Linked DNA regions of Homo sapiens: region 2 is linked to region 1. A link is a loop called in an ENCODE intact Hi-C map of the cell type or tissue named here. Cell type or tissue: lower leg skin. All regions are shown on one strand. Links, peaks and the distances in the headings refer to the core of each region. The heading gives the core; the rest is flanking DNA.

What was found. Hi-C counts contacts between places; a loop is a spot of excess contacts. Peaks named below come from ENCODE experiments on the same cell type or tissue, not always from the same donor. Only the 100,000 strongest peaks of a DNase experiment are listed, where the experiment ranks them.
Region 2: it touches region 1 in a loop (14-fold over the local background); 1 of 110 quality-filtered maps calls a loop at or near these places.

What each region holds. Positions count from the first base shown.
Region 1 is chr18:5,863,841-5,874,340 of GRCh38, reverse strand. All of the region lies in intron 4 of MIR3976HG (MIR3976 host gene), which reads right to left. Among named protein-coding and RNA genes, the nearest start is that of TMEM200C, 26 kb to the left of the region's middle. RefSeq lists a silencer at 5,847-5,896. In lower leg skin, for the core only: no CTCF peak of the experiment used is centred there; a DNase peak (open chromatin) is centred at 5,935.
Region 2 is chr18:7,150,772-7,161,271 of GRCh38, reverse strand. No RefSeq gene overlaps it. Among named protein-coding and RNA genes, the nearest start is that of LAMA1, 38 kb to the right of the region's middle. RefSeq lists an enhancer at 2,560-3,060. In lower leg skin, for the core only: no CTCF peak of the experiment used is centred there; a DNase peak (open chromatin) is centred at 5,951.

The DNA.
Region 1 (10,500 bases), core at 4,984-7,483:
CTCTGAGTGGACAAAAACATCAACAACAAAAATGAATGTGTAACACCTTCTTGGGGGCATGGGAGGGCAGGGAAACAGGAGGGAGAAGCTGTCATCAGAATCACCTTAAATCCAATGCTCCTTTTGATTCCATCACAATGACTGATGGGGAAAACTCAGACTTACCTCAACTGCCAGGGTGCTAAAGGGATTTCAGAATCATGTAGTTCATCTCTGCCTTCTTGGTTCAAGGTTAAGATAGCCTCATCACAGCCCCTGTGGGTGACTTTCTTCCCACTGATCCCGTCCCCTTGAGTGCAAATATAAAGTAGAGCATACCCAGTGCATTAGTCTGCTAGGGATGCATAACAAAATACCGCAGGGTAAGTGGCTTAAACAACAGAAATTTATTATTTTTTTTCATAGTTCTGGAGGCTAGAAACCCAAGACAAAGCATCTGGCAGGTTTGTTTTCTCCTGGGCTTCTCTCCGCAGCTTGCAGGTGGCCATCTTCTCCCTGTGTCTTCATATGGTCTCACAGAGGCATGGTCTCTGTCTCTATGTCCAAATTTCCCCTTCATATAAGGACACTGGTCAGATTGGATTAGGACCCATCCTAATTACCCCACTTCAACTTAATCAGCCCTTTAAAGGCTCTATCTCCAAATGTGATCACATTCTAAAGTCCTGGGGGTTAGGACTTCAGCATGTGAATTTTGGGGAGATGCAATTCTGCCCATAACACCCAGAAAGAAATAAGTTCTGCTGGGGCAGCCTTCCATGAAGCCTCCTGCTTAGCTACCTTCTCATTGAAGACACCAAAACCTTCCCTGTCCCTGTCACTTATTTATAACAATACCTGAAAGAGTTCTTTAACTCAGGGCTTTATAAAGACAATAAAAAGATTGAAAATGATTGATCAAATTTCATGGTATGAGAATGAAATAGACTTTCCAGTTTTCATAAGTATAGTTATACTTACATGTACACACATAAAAGTGTCATGCAGTACAATTCCAGTATAAATATAACTTAATAAAAATTGGGGAAATTCTAAACTGTCAATCTAAAATGAGTGACAGAGACCAACTCTTCAAAGCAAAGAATTCATTCAGGAAGAGCAAGGGATTGCAATGAAAGATATGTGTGCTATGGCAGACCATAGGCACATCAAAGTGGAATGGGGAAAGTGAAAGCTCTTAAGAAAAAAAGGAGTCCGCAGAAGCTGTTTTGAAACAAACCATTGGTTACAGGGCCTTGTTGCAGGAGCTGGCATTAGCTCATGGGTGGAGGCAGCTGTTGTGAGGAAAGTTTCTTTGTGCAACCGGCTTATCTGGAATGCTGCAGCTTTGAGGAATTCCTTGCACAACTGCCATCATAGGCAGGCGTGCAGGAGGTCCCTCTTTCATGGCCTCCTGGCTTCATGTATTAAGATTTGACATTGGTGACTCCACTTTGATACTGATAATTTTCCCAAAACTATTTGTGGCTAAGTAAATTGTTTCTCTCTGAATTCTTTTTTCATCATCCAGGTGTAGTGTCCAGAGCTCTCATCACCTTTTCTGTGCCTTTCTGCACCCTGCAGGAGGGTCTCCACTACCAATGGCAAAAAGGACTTTGCCTTTGGTCTTATAATTGCTTCAAGCATGTAATGCAAATCCCCACATTCATTCACTGCTAAAAATTTTGCTTCTTCCAGGGAACTCTGCTTCTTCCAGTAGACAGCATGCAAAATGCCTGCTGTCAGTTGCTTATTACCCAGGAAGTGGGCCTCTCTGTCTGGGTGTAAATCAACTGCTTTCTCTATCTTTGTTGTGCTGTAGGGGTGGGAGGGTGATATAGTCCACAGCTTTTGGTTGGTGGAGTGACTATCTTCATCTTGGTAACCCATTGAAAACAGAGCCTGAGACATGGATTTGCGTGGAGATTGTTCATTACCTTCTTCTACAACTGCCTTCCTCTACAACTGCCTTCCTGGCCAAGAGTTGAGAGCTGATAGTGTGAATGTCCTAACCTGCTGGTTTGGATCAAATAACCTCAACTAGCTAAAGGCTAGACTCCTTACCTGCTCGAAAAGCACATAGTGCAAAACTGAAGCCCACACTTCGCTGAAAGATCAGGGCCTCTGAATTGGCCTGGAGATCTTTAAATGTTAACTTAATTTTAATCAACATATTTTCATTGGCATAGGTCCTTGAGTTCTCCAAGTATTATAATGGTATGTGAGTTTTGAGGAGCCACTTTTAACCCCTTTGACCTCACACACATATATTACAGCTGGGGTGAATGGCATGTGGGTGCAGCACAGAACCCCTGAGAAGGTAAAGAGCACCTGTTTAGCAATTTCAGTTCTCCTGCATGCTGTGTCCCATGGGAGTTAAGAACCTAAACCAATATGTACTGAAAATAAAGTTTTAAATCATATGCACCAGAACTTCTGAAAACCAAAGCAAATACTGCCTAAATAGACTAATACTGAAAAAAAAAAAAAAAAACAGATGTGAGCACATAGTGTATGGACAGAATGGAAAACCTAGATTTGGAGATAATTCCAGGTACAAGGAAGCAGAGAGATGAACCCACAGGAAGAGTTGAAAAAGCCTGCAGTTTTCAAAGGGAAGTTCTTATTTTCTGTAACTATTTCTATAGCTGCTGCTTTTCTGCTGTTGTGATTATTTATAGACAGTCAAAAGAGTCTCTCTTTTTCATGTGTACGTTCCAATTAAAATCTGGCAGCAATTCATCAGACCTGTGAAGGCAATGCTGTAACTGTGTCAGCATCACAGATAACTTGTGCAACCTGGTGCCAGCTCCTCAAATTCAGTTTCTTTCTCAGTAAAAAATAAATATTTGGAGCCCTTTATTGATAAGGTAAGCAGTGAAAGGGCTTGGCCATGGGACAAAATATTTTGACAAAGTCTTCATGGTGGTTTTCATCGTCGGTCTCTCCATGTGTGTCCAGTTCCAGAAACAAAAGTTCTACCCCAATGTTGTGCTCCCGCTTTGAGCAAAAATATTATTTCTGTGGAATATAAATTTTCTTTCAGCTTCTCACAGTTCAATGATTCCTGGCAACATCAAAGAACTGAGACAACAAAATGAGATGCTTTCTGAACACAAAGAAGCCGGGTCCTTCAGTTTCTTTCAAGAAATAATGGTGTCAGCAACACCTCTCAGCTGAGATTATCATCATCACAAATGGCCCTAACCAACTGGAGAAATGCCGAGTGGTTATAGCATGGGCAGACATGATATTTTCAAGCCAGAACACATCTAGCATTTGAAGATATTAAGATTTCCTGTTATTTTGTAATGATTACTGCATCTTACATACTTGGGAGAGAAGAACAATGAAATATAAGAAAAACCTGAAAATGAATAATTGTTGGGAAGAATGATTTGTTTAAATAATAAAGAGCATCCGTGGGGAATGCTGTTCCACAAATATTACCCCAAAACTGTGTGACTTGAGGAATGGCACAGGAGATGGATTTTTCTTTTGTGTGTGAACAAAAGCGAGATAAATCCCAACAAATTGCACAATGCCTCTTCCATTCTCATCCACGTATGTAACCTCGTTTCCTTCTCTTTGGAACTGACCACCATGACCATGTCCTGGCCTCATGGAGCCAGATACAAGTCAGTAAATGTAACTTTGGGAAACAAAACAAGAAAAGCTGACTGCTTCCTAAGGCTCATGCGTGTCCACATTCAGTGATGAGGGATGGACTTCCTGTTCCTCAGCAGAGAAGTATGGAGTCCACCCACAAGTTGGTATGTGAACTTATTATTCAAGCCAAGTAAGTTAATCCACGTGGGGATATAAATTTATTCAAGCAGATTTGAGTCAGTGTTGATCTGAAAAGGTAGGTGTTGATACCAAGTACCAGAGTTCCCACCTAAAATAAATCCACACTTATCACAGATCAGCGGTTCTCAATGAGGGGTGATTTTTTGGTCCCCCAGGGAACACTTGGCAATGTCTGGAGACATTTTTGGTTGTCACAGCTGGTGAGTGTGTGTGCAAGTGTGCATGCGTGCACTTGCTCATGCTTCTGGTATCTAATTGGTAGAGGCCAGGGGTGTTGTTAAATACCCCATAATACACAGGACAGCCCTCTCCCCTCCACCCAACAAAGAATTATTTGGCCCAAAATGTCAACTGGTGTTCAGGATAAGAAATGCTGTGATATGTTAAAGATAGCCGCAAATGTTTTTCAGCTTCTTTCATCAGGAATGGAATTTATTCCTGCCTGTGACTTGCCCTGACTACTAGAATGCAGTGGGTGTCATGTTCAAATGCCAGAGCTGAAATCTCAAGGGGCCTTTTAGCTTCTGCTTTTGCCCCTTGGGGATGCTGCCCTGAGACCATCATACCAGAAAGAAGCCCAAGATGAAAGTCCAGGAGATTAAAAGACCCATTTGTCCCACATACACCTACAAGGTCAGCCGACTGAACCCCCAGCCAACCCACAGCATAGTGAGAAATAATACATGACTGTCTTAAGCCAACAAAATGTGGGTCATCATGCTATACAGCAATAGATAACTGAAACAGTTCTAATAAAAGATAACTTGAGTGTGGATAGAGCTTAATTTCCCCAGTGTTTCCTAAGCAATGGGTCATCAGATATTTCTAATAGGCCCAATGGAAGTGGCCCCAAGAATGCAGCATGTAAAGCAATTGCTCCTTTTCCTCCATTGACACAACCAATCACATTGTGTGGGAATTTCTGGGAAAATCTCTCTTCACTAGTGAAAATATTCTAACTACCACTGGGTCTTGCTTTCACTTCTTCCTCTTTGTCTTGAGTCAGCAGTGACTGGGATGTCTTTAGGGGAAGAGAAGAGGATAGAAAAGCATCACAGTGAAGAATGGAAATCCCTGGTAAGTCATTTTGTGGTTGTATCCTTCTTGCATTCCACATTCAGTCCTTGGGAGAACCCCAAAGAGATTGTGATTCCACCCAAAAGCACTAGAAGATGGTCCTTTGCAGTCGCTCACACCCCTGTGAGCTGTAAACTCAGCAAGATGCCAAGGACCCGCTCGAATGTGGCCTGAAGGACATTGGGAGTGAAGAGGAGCACAGGTATCTTCTGCACTCTTGTCGGGCAGAGGATTCCCAGCCCTGCAGGGGCTGACAAAGCTCTCTCCTCTCCTCTCTGCCTCCTGAGAAGCTCTAGTTCTCTACTCCGGCCCACAATTGTGCAGCGTAAGAAATCAGGTGCAGAGCTTCCTCCACCCCAACGTCCTGTCCCACAAGAGCAGAACCTTTTTGAAAGCTGGCTGAGGGGAATCTGGGGCTGAGGTGCTTCATCATCAACAATGAGCGTCCTCCGGGATGGGGCTGACTGCAGTGTGGAATAAGGAGGCCTCTGTGTTGTGAGGCAATCGTTTTGCAAAACAGCTGAGTGAACCACGATTGACTGTAGCCTCAAGCGCCTCTGCTCCAGCCCTGCTCTGTGCTTCAGGGGTGGGTGGAGGAGGCAGGGCAGTCAGTGTCTTTCCCAGGTGAGTCTACCGAGTGGGGAAGGAGGCTCACTGATGTGAGTACGGAGCAGGAGGCACATGGAGAGTCGCCGGCAGTTGAACCAGATCTTTGAGGGAATGAAAGAGACCAGCATGGCCCCTGCCAATTACGCATGGCACCTGCGGTCAGGTCGCTTTCAGTTCCCTCATGCGTCAGGGATTCTCAACCCTGGCTACACATTAGAATAGTCTGGGATTTTTTTTTTTTTCTCTAGACCCATCTCTAGAGAATCTGATAAAAATGATCTGAGCTGAGATCCTGGCTTCAGTAGCTCCTAATGTGCACATATTTGTTTGTTACTTTGTTTGGGGGTGGAAAACAACTATTCTTTCATTCTGTGTTCTGGATTAAGGCTCTTGCCTTCTTCAGACCTTGGACAGCTCACAGAGGGTTACACCCTCGGCCTTAGTGCCAGGAAAAACTCACAAGAGTCCTACTGCGCCCTCTTGTGTCAGCCATGATACCGTACAGTTCCTAAGGAAAACGTTTTATTACACAAGTTACCGCCAGAGAAGAAAAACATACAAAAAAGAAAAAAATATACAAGTAACCTGTAATCCTCACTGTTAGACAACATATGTATATCTTTGCAGAATTTTTGATAAATTTTGTTCTTTCCAAAAATAGAAGGTTGTGTACGCTGTCTTGTTAACATTTTACTTAATAACCATGAATATGTTTTCGTGTAAATGAATTTAAATTCTGTATTATTTTAATTGCTTGTGCAACTGAATAGTATTTCACATGCAATGGTAGCAAAAATATTTAACATTTATTGGGCACTTACTACATGCCAGGAACTGTAGTTAGTACTTGGCATAGATAATCTCATTGTATATGCACAGCATCCATATGAAGTAGGTATTAAAATTATTCCCATTTTATAGATAAGGACATCGATGTTAATTTCCCTAAGTGGCATAACCAGAATGCAACATAAGCATTTTACTCTATATTACCAGGTACATTCAATCTATCCCTTACTGTCGTCGTATTGTTGCTTCCTTTGGAAATTGTCTTCTTTTCTTTCTCTCTCTCTCTCTCTCTCTCTCTCACACACACACACACACACACACACACACACACACGCCATAGGACTGTTTCCTTATTCCTTATGCTAGACTCTTGGATGGATTCATGGATTAAAGGTATGAATTTTAATGGTTTTACATCTCTTACCAAAATTTCTTCTAAAAATGACACATTATACTCTCAGCAGAAGGCTAATGGAATGTATGTTGTGTATTCTTGTGTTTTAAAAAGTATCAGCTTTAATTTCTAACATAGTATGGGATATACTAGTATATACTAAATTGGAATACACTATTTTACATACACGTAAACAAATGCGTTTTAGGGTCTAAGTAATTTTTAAGAGTGTAAAAGATTTCTGATGCCAAAAGCTTAGAGCACTGCTGCCCTAGGAAGAGAAGCCAGAGTCCATTTGTATGCCCGCCACCTGCGCATCAACACCCTCTTCTCCTACTCCTCTCTTTTTGGTCCATAGACTCACCTTGGCTGTAGGAGCCACTCTTTCCTGTCAAAAAGGCCTTTTTAATTATTTGCATTTTTATGTCCATCCCTCACTTGTGTCAATAGGTGTAGCAACCATGCAGCCCTACATTTTCAGACACAGTTTTGTTCTTCTATTACTCTCTCTTAGCCTTCCAAGAATGCTGAGATAGGATCAGCCTGTGTCCGAGGAGGAGCAACATGGTGCTGTGGAAAGAGAATTGGGTGTGAACAGCACTTCTATTAGTGACCAGTTTGGAAACTATGGGTAGGTTACTTAATCACTTTACTCTAGGTTTCCTTATCCATAAAAATGAGAACATTATCTACATTTTTAGGATAGAGAAAATTAAATGAATTAGATATTTAGTGCCAAGCTAGGCAGAGAACAGGAATTGGACAATGTCTAGTATTTCCCTGAGTCTGTATTCATCCCTTTATTTTCAACTTTTTAAAATGCCTTTGTGTTTTACATATGGCTCTTGTAAATATCATATAGCTGGATTTTTAAAACATCCAACCTGACAATCTCAGTATAACTGGAGAGTTTTATTCATTAACTTGCTTTTCTTTTTCATTTTATCACCTACTCATGTATGCTTCTTCAATGTATTGTTTAGTCTTGGTTTTTTGAATTTACAAAATTGCCATCACACTAAATTGACTCCTCTGTGAATTTGCTTCTTGCACTCTCCATTATGTTTTGAGATCATGCATATTATTGTGTGAAGCCATAGTTTATTCAATTTCTTCAGTGTGTAGCTCATTCTGTGACTATATCAAAATGTATCTCTCTGTTGTGTTGAGTTAGATATCTGGATTACCTCTGGTAGCATTATATATATATACACACACACATATATACACACATGTGTGTATAGATACACATACACACATACACACGTGTGTGTATATATATATATACTCATGTATATATACACACACATACACACACACACACACACACACACACATATATATATTCATTCATTCATGCTGGTATGATAAATACCCCCATGAGAATGTCTCCCAGTGCATATGTGCAGGATTTTCTAGAAGTGAAATTGCAGACCCCAGGGTAGACATATGTTCTATTTACCAGGCAATGCTACACTGTTTTTTTTTTTCTTTTTTACCTCTGTGACATACAATGATTTTGTGTAACAATTATAATTATTAATGATAACACACACTAAATCATATCAGAATTATAGGAGTTTCCCATTATTTTGGAACACATATCAGTAACATATTTATACAAATCAGCTCAAAGAAAGCCAAACAGCATTTCATATTTGACAATGCTTCCTGTGTGATCTTTATACCAAATAAGCCAAATTTCACCCTTTGCATTAGTGTACTATTAATGTCAACCCGAATTCTTAATAACATCTTATAGACAAATCTATCCAATCTTAATCAGTTTGAGCATAAGGTAAGATTCTCATAAACCTTTTATAACCGGTTACAATTTTCATTAAAGAGCAGATCAGTGTTCTAAGAAAACCCCTTTATTTATTTATTATTATTATTTTATTATTTATTGTGATATATATTTTAATATTATATACCATATAATATGACATATTGTATTATATTAATATGATATATTATATCTTATTATTTTATCATTTTATTGTTTATTATTAATTAATAATTAATTTTATTTATCTTATTTTATATTTGCTTTTATTTTAATATTCAATTTACAGAAAAAGTGAGTAATACCCCTTTAACTTTAGCAAATATGTTCACACACAGAATCTCTTTTACAATTAATTCTTTATAAACCTTCCACAACTTGTTCAAACGTTTAGATATTTTCTATCTCACTTAAAACAATCCTTTAACTCTCTAAACTTAAGCAGGAAATGCACATTCCCTTGGCTTCTTATAGTCTTTTACTAAAAGTATATTCTGCTTTCCTTACATGCCTTGTGTGTAGAACTGTTTCTCTAGTAGTCTCAGATACATGTTACAATGTTAACTCTTAGCAACGTTTACTTTTGGTGAAAAATCTGGTTAGTAAGCAATTGTGTGAAGCCTAGGACAGCAGACAAAAGTGCAGATAAGGCCTGACTCTTTCCAACATGCTAGGGGGTATGGCTAACTCCACATGTCCCCAGGCCTTATCTAGAATCTAATACTCCAAAGTAGGTAAACTGAACAATTTTTAAAACTTAAAGAAGCAGTTTATGACCTTAAAGCATTTAGGACACCTAATATCTGACCTGCCTAATTTAGACCAAATATCTAAATTTTGAAGACATTTTAATTTTACCAATAACCTTTAAAACTGTCTTTATTTCCCAAAGCTTACTAAAGTCAGATGAACCAAAAGACACTGTAGCTTTTCTTTGTCTGACAAAATATGTGATTTAAGCTCTTATTACTTTTAAACCAATTAATCAAAACTCTTTCACATATAAACAGCACACACACAACACATACAAATAGACAGACAGAAGAGGATACAGTAGTTGTATAATTTTTCATTCACCAGTTTCTTTCTTTTTGTTTTAATTAATTCTAGGGTACATGTGCATAACGTGCAGATTTGTTACATAGGTATACATGTGCCATATTGGTTTGCTGCACCCATCAACTCGTCATTTACATTAGATATTTCTCCTAATGCTATCCCTCCCCCAGCTCCCCACCCCCCAACAGGCCCCAAGTGTGATGTTCCACACCCTGTGTCCAAGTGTTCTCCTTGTTCAGTTCCCACCTATGAGTGAAAACATCCAGTGTTTGGTTTTTGTCCTTGTGACAGTTTGCCGAGAATGATGGTTTCCAGCTTTATCCATGTTCCGCGAAGTACGTGAACTCATCCTTTTTTTTATGGCTGCATAGTATACCATGGTGTATATGTGCCATATTTTCTTAATCCAGTCTATCTTTGACGGACATTTGGGTTGGTTCCAAGTCTTTGCTATTGTGAATAGTCCTACAATAAACATACGTGTGCGTGTGTCTTTATAGTGGCATGATTTATAATCCTTTGGGTTTATACTCAGTAATAGGATCACTGGGTCAAATGGTATTTCTAGTTCTAGATTCTTGAGGAATCGCCACTGTCTTCCACAATGGTTGAACTAATTTACACTCCCACCAACCGTGTAAAAGTGTTCCTATTTCTCCACATCCTCTCCAGCATCTGTTGTTTCCTGACTTTTTAATGATCACCATTCTAACTGGAGTGAGATGGTATCTCATTGTGGTTTTGATTTGCATTTCTCTGATGACCAGTGATGATGAACTTTTTCATGTGTCTGTTGACTGCATAAATATCTTCTTTTGAGAAGTGTCTGTTCATATTCTTTGCCCACATTTTGATGGGGTTGTTTGTTTTTTACTTGTAAATTTGTTTAAGTTCTTTGTAGATTCTGGATATTAGCCCTTTGTCAGGTGGGTAGACTGCAAAAATTTTCTCACATTCTGCAGGTTGCCTGTTCACTCTGATGGTGGTTTCTTTTGCT
Region 2 (10,500 bases), core at 4,902-7,401, 1.3 Mb before region 1:
CATTAATTCCTTCGTGAGAGCAGAGCCCTTATCACCTAATCATCTCTCTAAGGTCCCATTTTTTTTTTTTTTTTTTTTGAGACGGAGTCTCACTCTGTCGCCCAGGCTGGAGTGCAGTGGTGCGATCTCCGCTCACTGCAAGCTCCGCCTCCCGGGTTCACAACATTCTCCTGCCTCAGCCTCCTGAGTAGCTGGGACTACAGGCACCCACCATCACACCCGGCTAAATTTTTTTGTATTTTTTAGTAGAGACGGGGTTTCACCGTGTTAGCCAGGATGGTTTTGATCTCCTGACCTCGTGACGCCCACCTCGGCCTCCCAAAATGCTGGGTTTACAGGCGTGAGCCACTGCCCCCGGCCTTTTTTTTTTTTTTTTTTTTTGAGATGAAGTCTCACTCTGTTGTCCAGGCTGGAGTGCAATGGCACGATCTTGGCTCACTACAACCTCTGCCTTCCAGGTTCAAGTGATTCTCCTGTCTCAGCCTCCTGAGTAGCTGGGATTACAGGCATGAGCCACCACACCCGGCTAATTTTTTGTATTTTGAGTAGAAATAGGGTTTCACCGTGTTGGCCAGGCTAGTCTCGAACTCCTGACCTCAAGTGATCCACCCGCCTCAGCCTCCCAAAGTGCATGGGCCACCACGCCGGGCCCAAAGAACAATATCTTCTATGTTATTTAAATAATGTCAAGACTAGACAGGAACAGCTTCCAGATGTGTGATGATAGCCCAATAAAACTAAAGACCAATCTTACATATGAATATTAAGGCCAAAGGAGCTAAATAAAGAATAAAGAATTATGGTAAATAATTCAGAATGCCATGACCAAGTGGTGGTTATGCCAGAAATGCAAAAAGAGAAAAATTATTAGAAAATACACTAATATATTTCACCATAATAATAGATAAAATGAGAAAAAGCATATGATATCTCTCTAGAGCAGCATGTCCAATAGGAAGATAAAGTGAACCACGTGGGTAATTTTAGATATTCTAGAAGCCACATTTCAAATAAGTAAAAAGCAACAGATAAAACAAATTTTAATGATATTTTATTTAACCCAATATATCTAAAATGTACTGTCCTAGCTCACCGCAATTCAGACACAAAATTTTCATTGGAAAAGCTTGATCTGCATTAAGATTTAGTGAAGTTTATGATACAAAAAAGTAGGTGTATATATCCAAGTTGCAAACATACTTGAGTTTTTCAGTAACTGAATTATCAGTCTTAAAATTTAGTTTAATTAAAATTAAATTAAAAATTCAGTTCCTCAATCACACTAGCCAAATTTCAAGTGTTTGTGAGCCAGCCACAGGAGGTAATGGTTACCTTATTGAACAGCACACTTCTAGATGACGAAAAAGAATTTGATAAAATCAGCATACATCCTTGAGTTTAAAATCTCTGTCTACCTCTCTGGGATTTCAAGCAGTTCTTTTTAGAGGCAACTAATGTTAACTGAGAGAAACCCTGAGGGAGACATCACTTGTATACTCCTTTTTTCCTTTTGAATTTGTATTAAGTTCATCATCTCACATCTCACAAATAAAGGGGGGAGGGGGGAGGGATAGCATTAGGAGAGATACCTAATGTAAATGACGAGTTAATGGGTGCAGCACACCAACATGGCACATGTATACACATGTAACAAACCTGCACGTTGTGCACATGTACCCTAGAACTTAAAGTATAATTTAAATATATATATATATATATATATATATATATATATATATATATATATAAACTAATCACTTTAAAATTTTTTTTGCTGGGTGTAGTGGCTCACACCTGTAATCCCAGCACTTTGGGAGGCTGAAGCAGGCGGATCATGAGGTCAAGAGATCGAGACCATCCTGGCCAACATGGTGAAACCCCATCTGTACTAAAAATACAAAAATTACCTGGGCATAGTGGCGTGTGCCTGTGGTCCCAGCTACTCAGGAGGCTGAGGCAGGAGAATTGCTTGAACCTGGGAGGCAGAGGTTGCAGTGAGCTGAGATTGTGCCACTGCACTCCAGCCTGGTGACAGAGTGAGACTCCCTCTCAAAAAAATAAAAAGAAAAAAAATTTTTTTTCATACAAAATTCTAACAAAACTTTTCATGAGTGTAAATGTCTTGGTAAAGAGTTTACTCTAGTGAGTGCAAATGTCCATGAGGTTTTTTCTGGGGGGGTGATAAAAATGTTTTAACATTATTGTAACAATGGTTGCATAACTAGTAAATTTACTATTAAAAGTCATTGAGTTGTACTCTTAAAAAATAAATGGATTTAATTGTATATAAATTATATCTCAATAAAGCTCTTAACATAAATAAGTTTACTCCATATATAGATTCATGTAGATAAAGCTATAACATATAGATATAGACATAGACACAAATACAGGTACAGACATAGAGAAAGTAACATAGAGATAATAACAAACATAACTTCCTGATTATCTATTATATATATATAATACTTATGGATATCATACTTAATGATAACAACTTTTCTAGACAGGCATTAGGGATCCCGTTTTACAGATTTAAAAAACTGCAGCTCAGAGATGTTGGGTGTAACTGATAGTAAGTGGCAGGGTGGAGATTTGAGCTTGGGCCATTCAAGGCCTGTTCTGGGTCCACTTTATTGCCTCTATTATGAGAATATCCCCCAAATAATCCAGCCTGGGAAGCCAGAGTACCAGAGCTTCCTGGTGTTCTATCCTGGGATGCAAACCATGAAACCATGGCTGATATCTGAAAGGAGGAGAAAGAGGGAAGATGTAGACAGTGGTTCGTGCCTCGGTGTGAGTCAGCGGACAAACATCCCCTCTAGAAACAGTGTCAAGCTCTGAGGAATGCCTGCCCTCCCACTGCATGCGCAGCCCGGGACTCCTGCTCCCTCATGTGCCTCAGTCTCCTGATTTGGGTCTTCCTCTCGCTCCCATGCCACACCCAACGTGTTCATTCCAACCCAGCCTTGTAACGAAGCCCTCCAGCCGCCACTGCTACCTAAAGTCATCCCACAGTTTACAGTTCCAATAGAACTGCAGCGAGCTCAGGACATCGGGAACTACCAGAGCAAGTTCTGCAAAACTGTCACCTTTTAAAGGGTTAAAGGTAACATGTACAGGTGATGACTGCTTTTTGCAAAGTTCAAAAGAACTTGGAGGAAGCAGTATGAAAGCAAGAGCTGGAGGTTTTTTTTGAGAAGATGGTAAAAGGAGTCAATAGCACTGCAAAGCCCTGCTGGGGCCTCCTTCCCCCACCAGCCCACGCCTCCAGAAATCAGAGCCACACTACGCCCCTGGCTGCAGTCTTGATAAAGTTTGCCTTGTTATCTTGAAAGAGAAAGACTTTGGGTTAGTGTGCTTTGCTTTGCTAAGGCTTTTATCAAAAGATAAGGCAAGCCGACTTGTGTGGAGGTTGTAGGGATCACCATTGCTAACACTGATAGGTTCAGGACAGGCCAACTGCTTGCCCTGACTGCCTCCTTTAGCTAGAAATTAGGGAGCAGGCATATGAACAGAGTCCACTGAAGACATTCCTCTTCCTCCTTCTCTCTCCCTCTGCTCAGAAATGAGCAGGCTCTACAATAACACTCTCAGAAGATGGAGAAATTGTCCCAGGTTGGGCCCAGAATTGGCTCTGTGAAGCAAACTAGGAATCCCCAGGTCTATTTCTTTGCCCCTTTGGAACACTTGGGAGGCCCCTGAAAGAGCACCATGTTAGTGCCCTCGAGCCATCTACCACCCTTCTGCCATTCGCTTTACCTTGTTCTGCTACCTGTCTTCATGACTTGCTCCCTTGCAAAGTATCTATTTAGTATTCAGATGTGAGTTAATTTAATTAAATCCCAGGAAGTAATGGAGATGGAGTTCTTCAATGGCTTCTTTTCTGGCACAAGACTAAATGCCCCAAACACTCAGGAAAGCACAGTAGTTAAAGTGGTGTCTCTCTTGCTTACAGTTTAATCGTTTCTTTTTTTCCTTCCCTAACATTAAATAGTACTTTGATTAAAGGTCACTCTTACACCTTAATAAATAAAAATGCTTACATTTCCCAAGTATGTTTATATTTCATTTCACATCACCAAGTAATCAAGTCCTTTTTTCATGTGACACACCCTAACTTTCTAATTAAATGACTGACATTTTATCCAAAACTTAGCCTTGAGAACGGGGAGAAGAAACAATGTATTCATCAATGTGTTGGTTCTTTTTGCTTGACACACAATCACTAAAAAGTCAGTGATACATAACTCAAACTTCCAATTTGTCTGTCCTGGAAACCATAAACTCTACACTCCAGCGGATAGCTCGACTGCATTCTTGTATTTAATGTTAATGTTAATCTGTTTCTCTTTCTTATAACAGAAAACTTGAAATTTGAGTAATTTATAAAGAAGACGAATTCATGTCTTACAGTTATGGAGGCTGAGAAGTCCAAGGTGAAGGGCCCACATCTGGTGGAGACTGTCTGCAGAGTCCCAAGGTGGGACAGGGCAGTCACCGCTTAAAACCCCACCTCTCTGCCGGGCGCAGTGGCACACGCCTGTAATCCCAGCTACTCGGGAGGCTGAGGCAGGAGAATCGCTTGAACCAGGGAGGCAGAGGTTGCAGTGAGCTGAGATTGCACCACTGAACTCCAGCCTGGTGACAGAGCAAGACTCCATAAAAAAAAAAAAACCAAAAAACAAAAAAACCCACCTCACAATAACGGGACTTTGGGAGCCCGGGTGTGGTGGCTCATGCCTGTAATCCCAACACTTTGGGAGGCTGAGGAGACTGGATCACCTGAGGTCAGGAGTTCAAGACCAGCCTGACCAAAATAGTGAAACCCCATCTCTACTAAAAATACAAAAATTAGCTAGGCATGGTGGTGGGCACCTGTAATTCCAGCTACTTGGGAGGCTGAGGCAGGAGAATCGCTTGAACCCAGGAGGCGGAGGTTGCAGTGAACTGAGATTGTGCCATTGCACTCCAGCCTGGGCGACAAGAGCGAAACTCCGTTTCAAAACAAAAAAAAAAAAGAAAGAAAAAAAGAAAAGAAAAGTTACTGTCTTGAGCCGAAGGACTGAAGAGTGGGTGTTGAGAGGAGATGGAACGGGGTTAGAGGAAAACCCTTGGACAAGTCCTAAATTTAGGGATGGGGTAATGTCATAGAGCTGTGGCAGAGACTGATATTTGCCTACCTGGCAATTATTCGTCTTGAAATTATTGCTTAGGTAAGGAACTTTGATTTTATTTGGTGTGAATAAATCCCCCACCTAACAAATTACATTGCCCAGCTTCCCTCGATGCCAGGACAGGGCACGTTCTGGCCAAAGAGATGTAAGTAAAAACGTGGAACTTGGAAGTAAATTAACTTAACAGAAGCTGAATCTGGAAGTCACACCTTTTTCGTTATTTTCCTGCTTGTTACCCTGAGTGCAGACATGTTGGTTGAAGCTCCAGCAATCGTACTGGGCCCTGAGGTGATATTCAGGTGAAGCCTCAAAGCGAGAATGATGGAGCAGAAAGAATGAAACACCCTGGGTTCCCGAAGATTTTCTGAAAGTCCTTATCAGTCCTGGACTAGCTACCTCTGGAGCTCTTCTGTGTGAGAAAACAAACACTTGTGTTTTTAAGCCATGATTGTATTGAGTTTTCTTTTATATGCAGTTGAATTTTATATGAACTGATATAAAACTGAACAGAGTCAATGGCAAAGAAAAGAGAGGCCAGAAGGTGAGCTTGTCGAGTGCAAATAGGGCCAGGGAATTAGAGCACGCTGAGGTTAAAAGACACACAATAAGGAGGAAGGTATTTTTGACACATGTGACTGAATGGCTATCAAGGTGATGTCCTCAAATCCAGCTCCTTTTAAAATCTTTTATTCCTTTAAGATCAAATTGAAATGCATGGGTCCCCACCCCATCGGCCTCACCTACCGTGGGAAGTCGGTGCCTGCTGCCATCTCCAGAGTGTCTCCTGGAGGAGGCCACGGTCTGGTCCCTGCTCACTTCTTGTTCAGAATCCCTGTCCTGAGGACCTCTCAGGGGCCAGGCAGCAACTTGCCACTTTCCTCTTCTTCACCTCCTCACCCTGGACACCACCTCCTGCCTCATCCCACAGAGCTTCTCAAACACAAGGCGATTTCAGCAGAGTGAGGTTTTGAAGTGCAACAGAACACACCTCTGTTATACAATTTCTCCACCTACAACTACAAAGAAATCACATTTGTGTGTGTGTGCGTGTGTGTGTGTGTGTGTGTGTGTGTGTGTGTGTATATGTGTAGTAGAGATGGGGTTTCACCATGCTGGCCAGGCTGGTCTCGAACTCCTGACCTCCAGTGATCTGTCTGCTTCAGCCTCCCAAAGTGCTGGGATCACAGGCGTGAGGCACTGCACCTGGACAAGAAATCACAATCTATGGCAGTTCCCTCATGGTCCTACCTCCCGCCGTTTCACTTGAACCCCTGCCAAGACCCTGCCCTCTCCTCTCTCAATTCTCCCATCCAGTCCAGGCATCTCACAACCTCATCTTCCCAGCTTCTCTATTAGGGAAAAATTTAAGGGTTGCATCATTGCTTTAAAAAATATTCTTGTGAGCACAGAAATTTGGTTTTCTTTGTTGTAACCCAGCCTACGGAGATTACCTGCGGGAGAACTCATCACAGCCAAAGGCTCGTATGGTGTTTTTACAAAACAAAAGGGACCTGAATCCCAGATCTCCATCCTGGCAACAGGAAAGAACAGGCTAAAGCTTTGAAATGAAGGTTTCTTTTTATTTATTTATTTATTTATTTATTTATTTTTTATTATTATACTTTAAGTTTTAGGGTACATGTGCACATTGTGCAGGTTAGTTACATATGTATACATGCGCCATGCTGGTGCGCTGCACCCACTAACTCGTCTTCTAGCATTAGGTATATCTCCCAATGCTATCCCTCCCCCCTCCCCCCACCCCACAACAGTCCCCAGAGTGTGATGTTCCCCTTCCTGTGTCCATGTGCTCTCATTGTTCAATTCCCACCTATGAGTGAGAATATGCAGTGTTTGGTTTTTTGTTCTTGCGATAGTTTACTGAGAATGATGATTTCCAATTTCATCCATGTCCCTACAGAGGACGTGAACTCATCCTTTTTTATGGCTGCATAGTATTCCATGGTGTATATGTGCCACATTTTCTTAATCCAGTCTATCATTGTTGGACATTTGGGTTGGTTCCAAGTCTTTGCTATTGTGAATAATGCCGCAATAAACATACGTGTGCATGTGTCTTTATAGCAGCATGATTTATAGTCCTTTGGGTATATACCCAGTAATGGGATGGCTGGGTCAAATGGTATTTCTAGTTCTAGATCCTTGAGGAATCGCCACACTGACTTCCACAATGGTTGAACTAGTTTACAGTCCCACCAACAGTGAAATGAAGGTTACTTTCAACTCGGTCAGATCTCAGACTTGGGCAGTTTCACTCTCCCTCTAAGTGGAAGGAGTCAGTGGAACATTGCTGTTTTCATATGGCCAGAGCAGCGGCCCAGGACTCATGATTCCTATTTCTCTTCCTGACTTACATGACAAAGTGTTAATATCTCTTAGACAATAAACCCTTGCATATTAATAGGTAATTAATATCCTCATAGAAAAGTAGCCATACAAGTTATTCAAAAAAGAAAACATACATATGGGCAATTAATTTATTAATTATTATTTTTATTTATTTATTTTTGAGACGGAGTTTCACTCTTGTTGCCCAGGCTGGAGTGCAATGGCACGATCTTTGTTCTGCAACCTCCGCCTGCAACCTCCGCCTCTCGGGTTCAAGTGATTCTCCTGCCTCAGCCTCCCGAGTAGCTGGGATTACAGGCGTGCACCACCACATCCGGCTAATTTTTTGTATTTTTAGTAGAAACAGGGTTTCACCATGATGGCCAGGCTGCTCTCGAACTCCTGACCTCAGATGATCCACCCGCCTCGGCCTCCCAAAGTGCTGGGACTACAGGCATAAGCCACCGTGCCCGGCCCTATTATTATTTTGAGAGGGAGTTTCATTCTTGTTGCCCAAGCTGGAGTGCAATGGCATGATCTCAGCTCACTGCAACCTCTGCCTCCTGGGTTCAAGCAATTCTCCTGCCTCAGCCTCCCCAGTACCTGGGATTACAGGCACATGTCACCCTGACTATCTAATTTTTTGTATTTTTAGTAGAGACGGGATTTCACTATGTTGGCCAGGCTGGTCTCCAATGCCTGACCTCAGGTGATCCACCTGCCTCGGCCTCCCAAAATGCTGGGATTACAGGCGCGAGCCACCGCGCCTGGCCAAATTTATTACTTAACATCTCTTAGCATTATGCAATCAAAAATGCAAATGTAATAACTATGTATACTTTTTATTATAATGTTAGCAAAGGCAACACTTTATTATAATGTTGACAATATGTCAGCATGGGTGAGAGTGGAGAGGAAGTAGCTATTCTCATACACTGGTAGTGCACATCCTTATTTTGGCTTGTATCCATCTGCCTCCCAGGCCTTTGGGGGCTTGCAAAAGCTCCAGATACCACAAGAGTAGCTTTGCTTCTTAGCACTGCAGATCATCTTGGCTTCCCTTCTGAAGGCCAGCCTCTGGCATGTGGATCTAGCTTCCCTAGCAGCTGCCCTCTACCTGCAAGGAAAGAGAAGTTAGCACCCCATGACCAATGGGAGACAACAGCTGGTAATTTCTCCGCCTCATTTTTTCCAACAGACTGTTCCAAGGCACAGTGGTTTCCTATGACATTTCCAGAAACACTCTCCTTGCAAAGCAACTGAGTTTTTGCAAGAAGCTATGACCAGCTGTGTAAAACATCTCTTTAATTTGCTCTCTTTCCTTCTTATTTCCTTTTTTCCCTCTTTCTAGCTCTCTCAAGACAGCAAACCCCCAATAGCCTATTCACATGTAAGCTATGCATCAGACTCAGTTTTCTAAGACACTAGAAAGATGGTAAAGTAGTATAACTTTTTTGGAGGACAGTTTGGCAAAACACATCAAATTGTAAAAGAATGTATGTACTTTTTATTGTGGTAAAATAAATAACATAAAATCTACCATTGTAACTGCTTTAAGTGTATAGTGCAGTGGCATTAAGTACATTCACACCGTTGTGCAGTCATCATCACCATCCAGAACTTTTTCATGATTGCAAACTGAAACTCTGTACCCATTAAACAGCAGCGCCCCTTTCTTCCTTCCCTCTAGCCCCTGGTAAGCACCAGTCTACTTCCTGTCTGTAGGAATCTGACCACTCTAGGTGCCTCAGATAAGTGAAATGACAGAGTATTTGTCCTGCTGTGTCTGGCTTACTTCACTTGGCATTCTGTCTTTAAAGTTCATCCATGTTGTACCATAACATGTGTCAGAATTCCCTTCCTCCTTCATAAGTCTGAAGAATATTCGATTGTGTATATATATATGTGTGTGTGTGTGTGTGCACACTACAATTTGTTTTTGTTTTTGTTTCTGAGATGGAGTCTCCCTCTTGTTGGCCAGGCTGGAGTGCAATGGCACGATATCCGCTCACCGCAACCTCTGCCTCCCGGGTTCAAGCAATTATCCTGCCTCAGCCTCCGAGTAGCTGGGATTACAGGCATGCACCACCACGCCTGGCTAATTTATGTATTTTTAGTAGAGATGGGGTTTCTCCATGTTGGTCAGGCTGGTCTCGAACTCCCGACCTCAGGTGATCTGCCCGCCTCCTCGGCCTCCCAAAGTGCTCGGATTACAGGCATGAGCCACTGTGCCCAGGCAACATGTATATACTTTGTAACACAGGAATCTCACTTCTAGAAAGTTAACCTGAGGAAATGAAAGGCATCTGCAGTGCTTCTGCCTAGTTAACATTTTAATATTCAATCTTCATTGATATTTGTGTTTCTCTGTTGATATATTTACACAATATACATTTTTGTATATGTACATACAAAAAGCTCAATACATTTTAAATGAAAGATACATGTAAAAGTCTTGAGTGACATTCCAGATATAACAGGTAGAGCACTAATGTCTTGTGAAGACATTTTCCGAGTCAAGCTGAGTGTCACCACCAGGTGACACACGACACAACATGTCACACCTCACATGTTGTTGGGGCTAAAAGAAGCGTCAGAACAAAACTAATCACACAGCGGTCATATTCTTGAATTATCTTCAGAACATAATGTTTTAAGCATTTAATCTTATCATATGTGTAACAGAGAATCTGACTGGTCTTTGTCCTCAGTTCCTAGGAGGTAACCTCTACACTCTTGGAATTTCCAGAGTGATTGGCATTTATTTGTTATTCATGGCAGGCCATGGGACTACACCTGACAGTTGATGCTAACCAGGTGACTTGTGCTGGGCCTCTCCATACTTTATACTGACAAGACGGCTCAGTATGGGGAATGGCCACAGCAGAAAGACCAACCATGTGATTATAGGACTGGGGCTTTGAGTCATGTAATATCAGTGTGACCTCTGAAGAAAGGCAGGGACTGGAGATGG